Linked DNA regions of Homo sapiens: region 2 is linked to region 1. Evidence: chromatin contacts called from ENCODE Hi-C or POLR2A ChIA-PET data. All regions are on one chromosome and are shown on one strand. The core of a region is the stretch at or near the end of the contact, and the rest is flanking DNA. Distances in the headings are between cores, read along the strand shown. Region 1 holds the start of METTL26 (methyltransferase like 26). Region 2 holds the start of SNHG19 (small nucleolar RNA host gene 19).

Region 1 (3,448 bases), core at 805-3,304:
AGGGCGGTGCTGGGGAGGGAAGCCCCATGTGGGGAAGGGCATAACCCGAGCTCACACAGGCTCCCGAAGGCGGCCCCCCACCTTTGGGGCCCACTGCAGGCGGCAAGGACAAGCTGGGCTGGCCCAGAGCTCAGCAGAGCTAGCGTTTGCTTCAGCCATTGGTGGTCAAGCCACGAGGCCCAAACATCCAGCCCCAACAATAGGCCATATCTGAAGTCAGGCAACACTAAACCTGCCATGCGCTGGGCACTGTAGGCAGCTCCTGAACGCAGCTCCATTCAAGGGGGGAAGCAGGGAGGCGCAGAGAGACTGATCTCGGGCTCCTCTTTCCTGTGCCTAGGGAAGCCCAGGTGAAATCTGGGTGAGGAGAGGTGCATGGGCCCCAGGAGAACCACTGGTCATCATAGGTCCCTCCTCCTGGGGCTCTCCTCGAGGTGGGGGTTGGGGGCAGGGTGCGCATTGAAGGAGGCGCAGGGAAAGTGCTCAGCCCACAGAAAGAGAGATGGAGGCGGCCAGTCAGGCGAGGAAAGCGTGGGCTTGGGCCGCAGAGCCTGCTGCAGGGTCTGGCCAGTCACCACCACGGCGGACACCAACATCTCCTGGCAGGGTTGTCCCTGACCCCTGACTCCCTGAGCCCCCCATGGCCCGCGTTCCCAGTCCCAGACTGGCAGCCTGTAAGCCACTCTCCTACCCTGAGCCACGTGACTGGCCCTCCCTGGTTTACCCCTTCCAACGTCCTTGCCCTAGCCAGAGCGATATGGGGTTCCCATTGGTGAAAAACGGCTCAGCAAAGGCGCTAAGCCAGTCCTGAATGCAGAGCCAGGCGCTTGGCACTTTCTGGAGAAGAGCCCGGCTCTGAGGCTGGGACCCCAACCCTCGGGCGCACATAAATCGCGGCCTGTGACTTGATTTCGGGGGTCACCGACCGACCCCTCACGCTATCCGTGGGCCCTGAGCTGGTGCTGTTACCCCAGTGTCACAGAGAAACCCTGGGGCATTATTCGTGCCCCTCCCGCAGACCGCCCAGTTCTGCAGGCTGGGACCGCCCGCCCCGCCCTCTGCCGCCCCTGCCGCCCCTGCCGCCCCTGCCGCCCCTGCCGCAACCCCGCTCTGGCCCCGCCCCAACCCGCCAGTCCACACTCATGTCCCGCCCCCCAGCCCCGCCTCCCCTCTCGGACCCGCCCCGATATGGCCCCGCCCCTCCGGCAACCCCGCCCTAAACTCGGACCAACAGGGGGCCCCAGCCCAGCCCCGCCCTCTCCCCAGCCCCGCCCCGACAGGGCCTCGCCCCCATCGGCTCACGAAGGCCAACGGCTTCCACGGCTCAGGCCCGAATCGAGACTGTCCTCCAGCTCGCGTCCTTCACGCCCGCTCCTTCCCCTCCGGCACTGGGGGGCACCGCGAGACTCTTACCCTCGCGGTCCCGCCAGCTGGGTCCTCCTATGCAGTCGCCAGCTCCCTTGCGCTGAGCCCGGCGCCAGCGGCGGCGCACGCCCGGAGGACTTCCCGCGTCACAGTCTCTTGTCTCCGCGGGCAGCAACTGTCTTAGACAGCGCCGCTGGTGTAGTGGTATCATGCAAGATTCCCATTCTTGCGACCCGGGTTCGATTCCCGGGCGGCGCACTTAGTTTTTTTTCCCATTTGAACATCGAACTCTCGCTAACGCCAGAAATTTAAAAGTAGAGAAAACCCGAAACCAAGGGAAGGCGCCCAGTCTGGCGCAGCGCTGACACAAATTTCGGAGAGTGACACAGGTGCCCTGAAAACCCTGGACGGCCATGGGCGACAGGGTGCCTGAGCTGAGGCGCCTGTAAACCAGCAAGCCAAGCTCGCCGTTCAGTCCCCTGCCTGGGACCGCCACACACCGCTGAGCCGCTCCCCACCGTGCCTCTGGCGACTGCTGGTCCTTTAACAGGAGGCGCGCGTGCTCCTGGGAGTTGTAGTTTATCAGCTTCCGACGTGCCCCGCGGTATCTGGACTACAGCTCCCGACGTGCCCCGCGGAAGCCCGGCCACCGCCCCCGACGCGACCCGCGCCGCGTCCGCGGCGGGGAGTTGTTGCTGCCGCGATGCTGGTGGCGGCGGCCGCGGAGCGGAACAAGGATCCCATCTTGCACGTGCTGCGGCAGTACCTGGATCCGGCCCAGCGTGGCGTCCGCGTCCTCGAGGTGGCCTCGGGCTCCGGCCAGCACGCAGCGCACTTCGCGCGGGCCTTCCCCCTGGCCGAGTGGCAGCCGTCGGACGTGGACCAGCGCTGCCTGGACAGGTGCGGCCCCCGGGGCGGCCACTTCTATCGGTGCGGCGGTCCGGGGCCTCAAGAGCCCACGGCCCGCAGCCCCGGAGGAAAAGGATGCGGCTCGGGCTCTGAGGGTGCGGGGTGGGAGCCTGGGGGTGCCCCCGGGGCAGGCCCTAGCTGTGCGGCCCCCGCGGCTGCGGAAGTGGGTGGACCTCGGGGTCCCCCTTCCCAGCCGCTTTGGTCTCCGCTCCTCAACGTGCCCCCCAGCCTCCCCTAAGAAATTCTGTGGGGGCGTCGGAAAGGCGGGTGCACAGGACTCGGCCCCCACCCAAGCGTTCGCCTCCTGCAGCATCGCGGCCACCACGCAAGCCCAGGGCCTGACCAACGTGAAGGCCCCGCTACACCTGGACGTGACGTGGGGCTGGGAGCACTGGGGCGGGATCCTGCCACAGTCGCTGGACCTGTTGCTCTGCATCAACATGGCCCATGTCAGCCCCCTGCGCTGCACGGAGGTCTGTGGGGAGCCCAGCATGGGTGTCTGCCGTGGCACCACTCACCCTGCATGGGGGCAGCTGGGATGCCAGATTTGCCCCCATCACAGTCGGGGTGAGGGTCTCCAGCCTCCCCCATCACAGTCGGGGTGAGGGTCTCCAGCCTCCCCCATCACAGTCGGGGTGAGGGTCTCCAGCCTCCCCCATCACAGTCGGGGTGAGGGTCTCCAGCCTCAGGGCCTGGCTTCTGTTGGGGGCAGCACCTCACTGCCGTCCTGTTCCTACTCACCAGGGGCTCTTCAGAGCAGCAGGACACCTGCTCAAACCCAGGGCCCTGCTCATCACCTACGGGGTGAGTGGGCCTGTCCACGGCGGGCCTCCCGCTCCCAGTCCTAGCTGCTGTCTCCTGCCCTGCTGAGAGTCCTCCCTCCTGGGCTCCCTGCCCCCCGCCCAGCCACCAGCACGGCCTCCCCTCCACTTCCAGTCTGTACCCCTCCCTGGGTCATCTGCCAGCCTCCCTACCCCCTTGCCCACCAGGCTGGCCTTGGCTGACTCCCTCTTGGGGACAGGGAGGGGGTGCCCTTTCATTCTCCAAACCCCAGCCTGCAAGTCTGTCCCAGGCTCTCTGGGAAATACCCCGACCTTGGTCCAGTGGGCTGTGTCCCCATGCCCACAGCCCTATGCCATCAATGGGAAGATCTCCCCCCAGAGCAACGTGGACT
Region 2 (3,311 bases), core at 623-3,122, 1.5 Mb before region 1:
GTGAAGTCAGGATATTCGCAACAGAGAGGCACAGGGAAGGGGTCTAGGAAGGGAGAGGCCCAAAGAGAAGGAATGAGGAAGAGGGAGGCTCCTCACTTGGCGAGGGCTAGGGGGCCTGTGTGTGCCCAGGAAGGGGTCTGAGGGGTAGTGAGAAAGGTGGGCAGACAGGCTGGGCGGCATGAAATTCCTGAGCAAGCCAGCAGCCCCTCACCCCCAAGAGCAGGGTGGGCTCCAGCAGGCCCCTGCCCCTGGACTCCAGACTCAACCCCAGCTGACCACTCTGGCCTGGCTCAAGACAACCGTATCTTGACAGCAGGACCCCAGTGGGGACTAGGAGACGATGGCCTAGCCTCCCTCTCTCCTGCTTCCCCAGTGAACTCTGAAGTCTGTGGTCCACACACAGTTAGAAAGCTCTTTACTGGACCTAGATCGGACCGCCTCTCCAGCGCTTCCTCAACCCCAAGTCATTTGCCAGCATAATAACCCCCCCGCCCCACCCCACCATGCACCCTGTGAGCCTGGTCCGGCCTCATCGACTTCACCTCTCCACTTGCCAGTGCTTGCTGGGGTGCGTCAGGCCCCTTCTCACCCCAGGCCTATGTACATCTGGCTCTTTCTACTTGGAATGCTCCTCCTGCATGTCCTGGGACTGGCTGCTTCTCCAACAGGCCTTTGGCTAACGGTAGCGCCGCCCCTACCCCCGGCCAGTACTCACTTTTTCAGCACCCTCTTTCTTTCTTTCACAGCACATACCGCTGCTCCCCATGATTTTAACTACCTATTGTCAATCCCACCACCCTGTCTGTCTAGATGGGGGATGGGGGGAGTTGTTCCGCAGGAGGCATTTGCCAATGCATGGAGACATTTGTTATCGCAATTGAGGAAGGGGTGGTGTTTACTGGTATCTAGCGGCCAGGAGCCAGGCAAGCTGTTCCACATCCTACAATGTACAGGGCAGCTCCTCGCAGCAAAAAGCGACCCGGGCCGCGTGGTCGATGGTGCGGAGGTTGGGGAACCCTGCAGCAGACGCCGAGCACAGGAGAACTGGGACCGTGTTCTCCGCGGTCTCCCGGCGCCCAGAACAGTGCCTGGCACCCGGGAGTCTCGGGGAATGCAGGAAGAAGGAATGAGTAAAGAACTGCGCGAGAACAGGACGGAGCGAGGGACGGACTACTGACTGGCGGACGGACAGCGACGCGGACCCCGACCCTGACCCCGACCCCGACCGTCTCAGCCCCGCCCCCCCCTCCCCGCCCCGGCCCGACCCCTCGCCTCGCCTCGCCTCGCCTCGATCTCCACGCGCCCGATCCCGCCCCACCGCGCGGTCCCGAGGCGCGAGCCCCGGGTCGGGCGCGCCGCGGGGACACTCACCCGCCCGCGGCCGCCCGGGAGCGGCAGCGCCGCCAGCCCGCTTCATGATGCCCCCTCGGCCGCCGGCCGGGAAAGGGACTAGACGCGCGAGCCGGAAGCGCCAGGCCGCTGCGCCCGCCGGGACGTGTAGTTCCCCGCCTCTCCGGGCCCGGACGGCTGCCTCACGCGCCGCACTTCCGAAACTACGACTTCCGGCGGCCTCGTCGTCGCGGGGCGGGAATGGCAGCTTCAGAATCACTCTATGTTGCAGATCGAAGTCTGATTGGCTTTGTTCATCCGTCACTCACCGTTAGGCTTCACGGACTCTGCATAAGGGAGGAGCTTCGGGTCTGGGTCTGAGAGACCGTCTCCAAAAGAAATGCCACGGTACGATTGGTGGAAACAACGCGGCAGGGAGCGGAGCGTACCAGCGGCGGGGGAAGGCGGGCACTTCCGCCAGGATAGCCCAATGACAGAGGTGGGACAGTTTCTATAAAAGCTTGAGCCTCGCCCGCCCCTGTCTTTTCGGGGTCGAGTCCGAGGGGGAAGAGGTTTGTTAATACGTTCGCCATGTGCTACGATCTTGGGACGAACTGAGCCACGAGCGTGGCTTTGAGGGCCGTCCGAACGCTGCAGGCCGGCCAGGTCCCTGGGCGTCCAGGCCTGGCCTACGCACCACTTTGTCCCTTAGCGTTTAAAGGTTTCTTCCCGAATCTCAGGCCCTCAGCTACCTGCAGGTAAGACTGGGCCGGGCTTGGGTTCCCTTATTCTCCCAGTCTGTGATGAATTGCTTTGACTTCTGACACCTCGTATGAAAACTGCACGTGCAGTCTGATTATTTAGCAAGACTGAGGCTTGAGGGTGCGCACTCCTGACGGGGAGCTGAGAGTGGAAACAGGTGTTGCCCGAAACGAAGGAGTGGGGACTTAATGTCTGTATTTTGGCGCTGACTTTCAGGTTTCGTCGCGAGCCGGCTGCAAGTTTTGAACCTAAGTAAACCTCAATCCGGAGGGCCTAGCGGTAAGGTGGGCGCTGTGTCTATTGAAGTGCTTAGCAATAAAGAAAGGTAGTGAGTTGATTCGGTTTTCTCTCAAGTGTCTTTATTTTCCTATTCTGGCACCCCAGAGGTCTGGCTGATCCACAGGCAATCTTGGAAAAGGGTACAGACATGAAAACGGAAGCTCGTTACCAGTGACTTTTCATCTCTTGGGATTGCCTTCTCCATTTCTGCCCGTGATTTTTTTTTTTTTTTTTTGAGACGGAGTTTTGCTCGTTTCCCAGGCGGGAGTGCGATGGCACAACCTCCACCTCAAGCGATTTTCCTGCCTGAGCCTCCCAAATGGCTGGAATTACAGGCGCCCACCACCACGCCCGGCTAATTTTGTATTTTTAGTAGAGACGGGGTTTCTCCGTGTTAGGCTGGTCTCAAACTCCTGACCTCAGGTGATCTGCCCACCTCAGCCTCCCAAAGTGCTGGGATCACAGGTGTGAGCCACCACGCCCAGTCAAATACTGTTTTTCATGCCTTTTGCCCCAGGGTGAGTCCAAAAAGGCTTTTGAGATTTGTGGAGGGAAGTTGACACCACCTAGGGTTCCCATGTGCCTCCTTAGGGAGGCAGCCATGGGCCATGGAGGAATGGTAGCCACACACCTGCTGAGGGTTCTGGGCCTTGCTGAGTCTCTCAAACTCCAGCATCCTGCTCTAGAAGTGGATTTTTTTCAACAGATGAGACAGACGCTCCAGAAAACACAACTTTATTCACTAGGACTGAAAACAAAGGCTTGTGCAATCAAAAGGCCAAGTTGAGTGCAAGGTGGAGCGTGCTCGGAAATCACAGACCTCACCTGTGGCCAGGCCGGGCTGGCAGTTGTTGTTTCTGGTGTTTTCTGTGATTTCCCACATTTTATCACAAGGCCACAGGCATCCTCCAAGGTCAGTGAGGAAGACCCTATTGCTGTTT

What was found. A loop is a pair of places that touch in the nucleus more often than their neighbours do. ChIA-PET counts read pairs that join two places held with the same protein, here RNA polymerase II (POLR2A). Pooled maps may share reads with other maps.
Region 2: a loop to region 1 is called in a pooled map, with 33 times the contacts of the local background. The contact joins the promoter of SNHG19 here to the promoter of METTL26 in region 1. A Hi-C loop is called at or near these places in 8 of 50 pooled maps. POLR2A ChIA-PET finds 5 or more read pairs at or near these places in 2 of 52 experiments (CD4-positive, alpha-beta T cell and PC-9).

Annotation. Positions count from the first base shown.
Region 1 is chr16:634,911-638,358 of GRCh38, reverse strand. METTL26 (methyltransferase like 26) reads left to right here and starts at 2,054. Exons shown (of 6, transcript NM_032366.5): 1 at 2,054-2,265; 2 at 2,585-2,747; 3 at 3,019-3,078; 4 at 3,403-3,448. The coding sequence starts at 2,069. It overlaps TRG-CCC2-2 (tRNA-Gly (anticodon CCC) 2-2), which reads left to right and starts at 1,553; the gene lies at 1,553-1,623. LOC100287175 (a long non-coding RNA gene) reads right to left here and starts at 1,407. Exons shown (of 4, transcript NR_149003.1): 1 at 1,303-1,407; 2 at 233-336. RefSeq lists enhancers at 250-1,024, 2,455-3,114 and silencers at 2,043-2,162, 2,213-2,392.
Region 2 is chr16:2,153,919-2,157,229 of GRCh38, reverse strand. SNHG19 (small nucleolar RNA host gene 19) reads left to right here and starts at 1,872. Exons shown (of 2, transcript NR_132114.1): 1 at 1,872-2,087; 2 at 2,308-2,448. It overlaps RAB26 (RAB26, member RAS oncogene family), which reads right to left. Exons shown (of 9, transcript NM_014353.5): 9 at 3,065-3,311. It overlaps TRAF7 (TNF receptor associated factor 7), which reads right to left and starts at 1,448. Exons shown (of 21, transcript NM_032271.3): 1 at 1,372-1,448. SNORD60 (small nucleolar RNA, C/D box 60) reads left to right here and starts at 2,125; the gene lies at 2,125-2,207. RefSeq lists enhancers at 1-258, 259-840, 764-903, 914-1,013, 1,884-2,083 and a silencer at 1,314-1,403.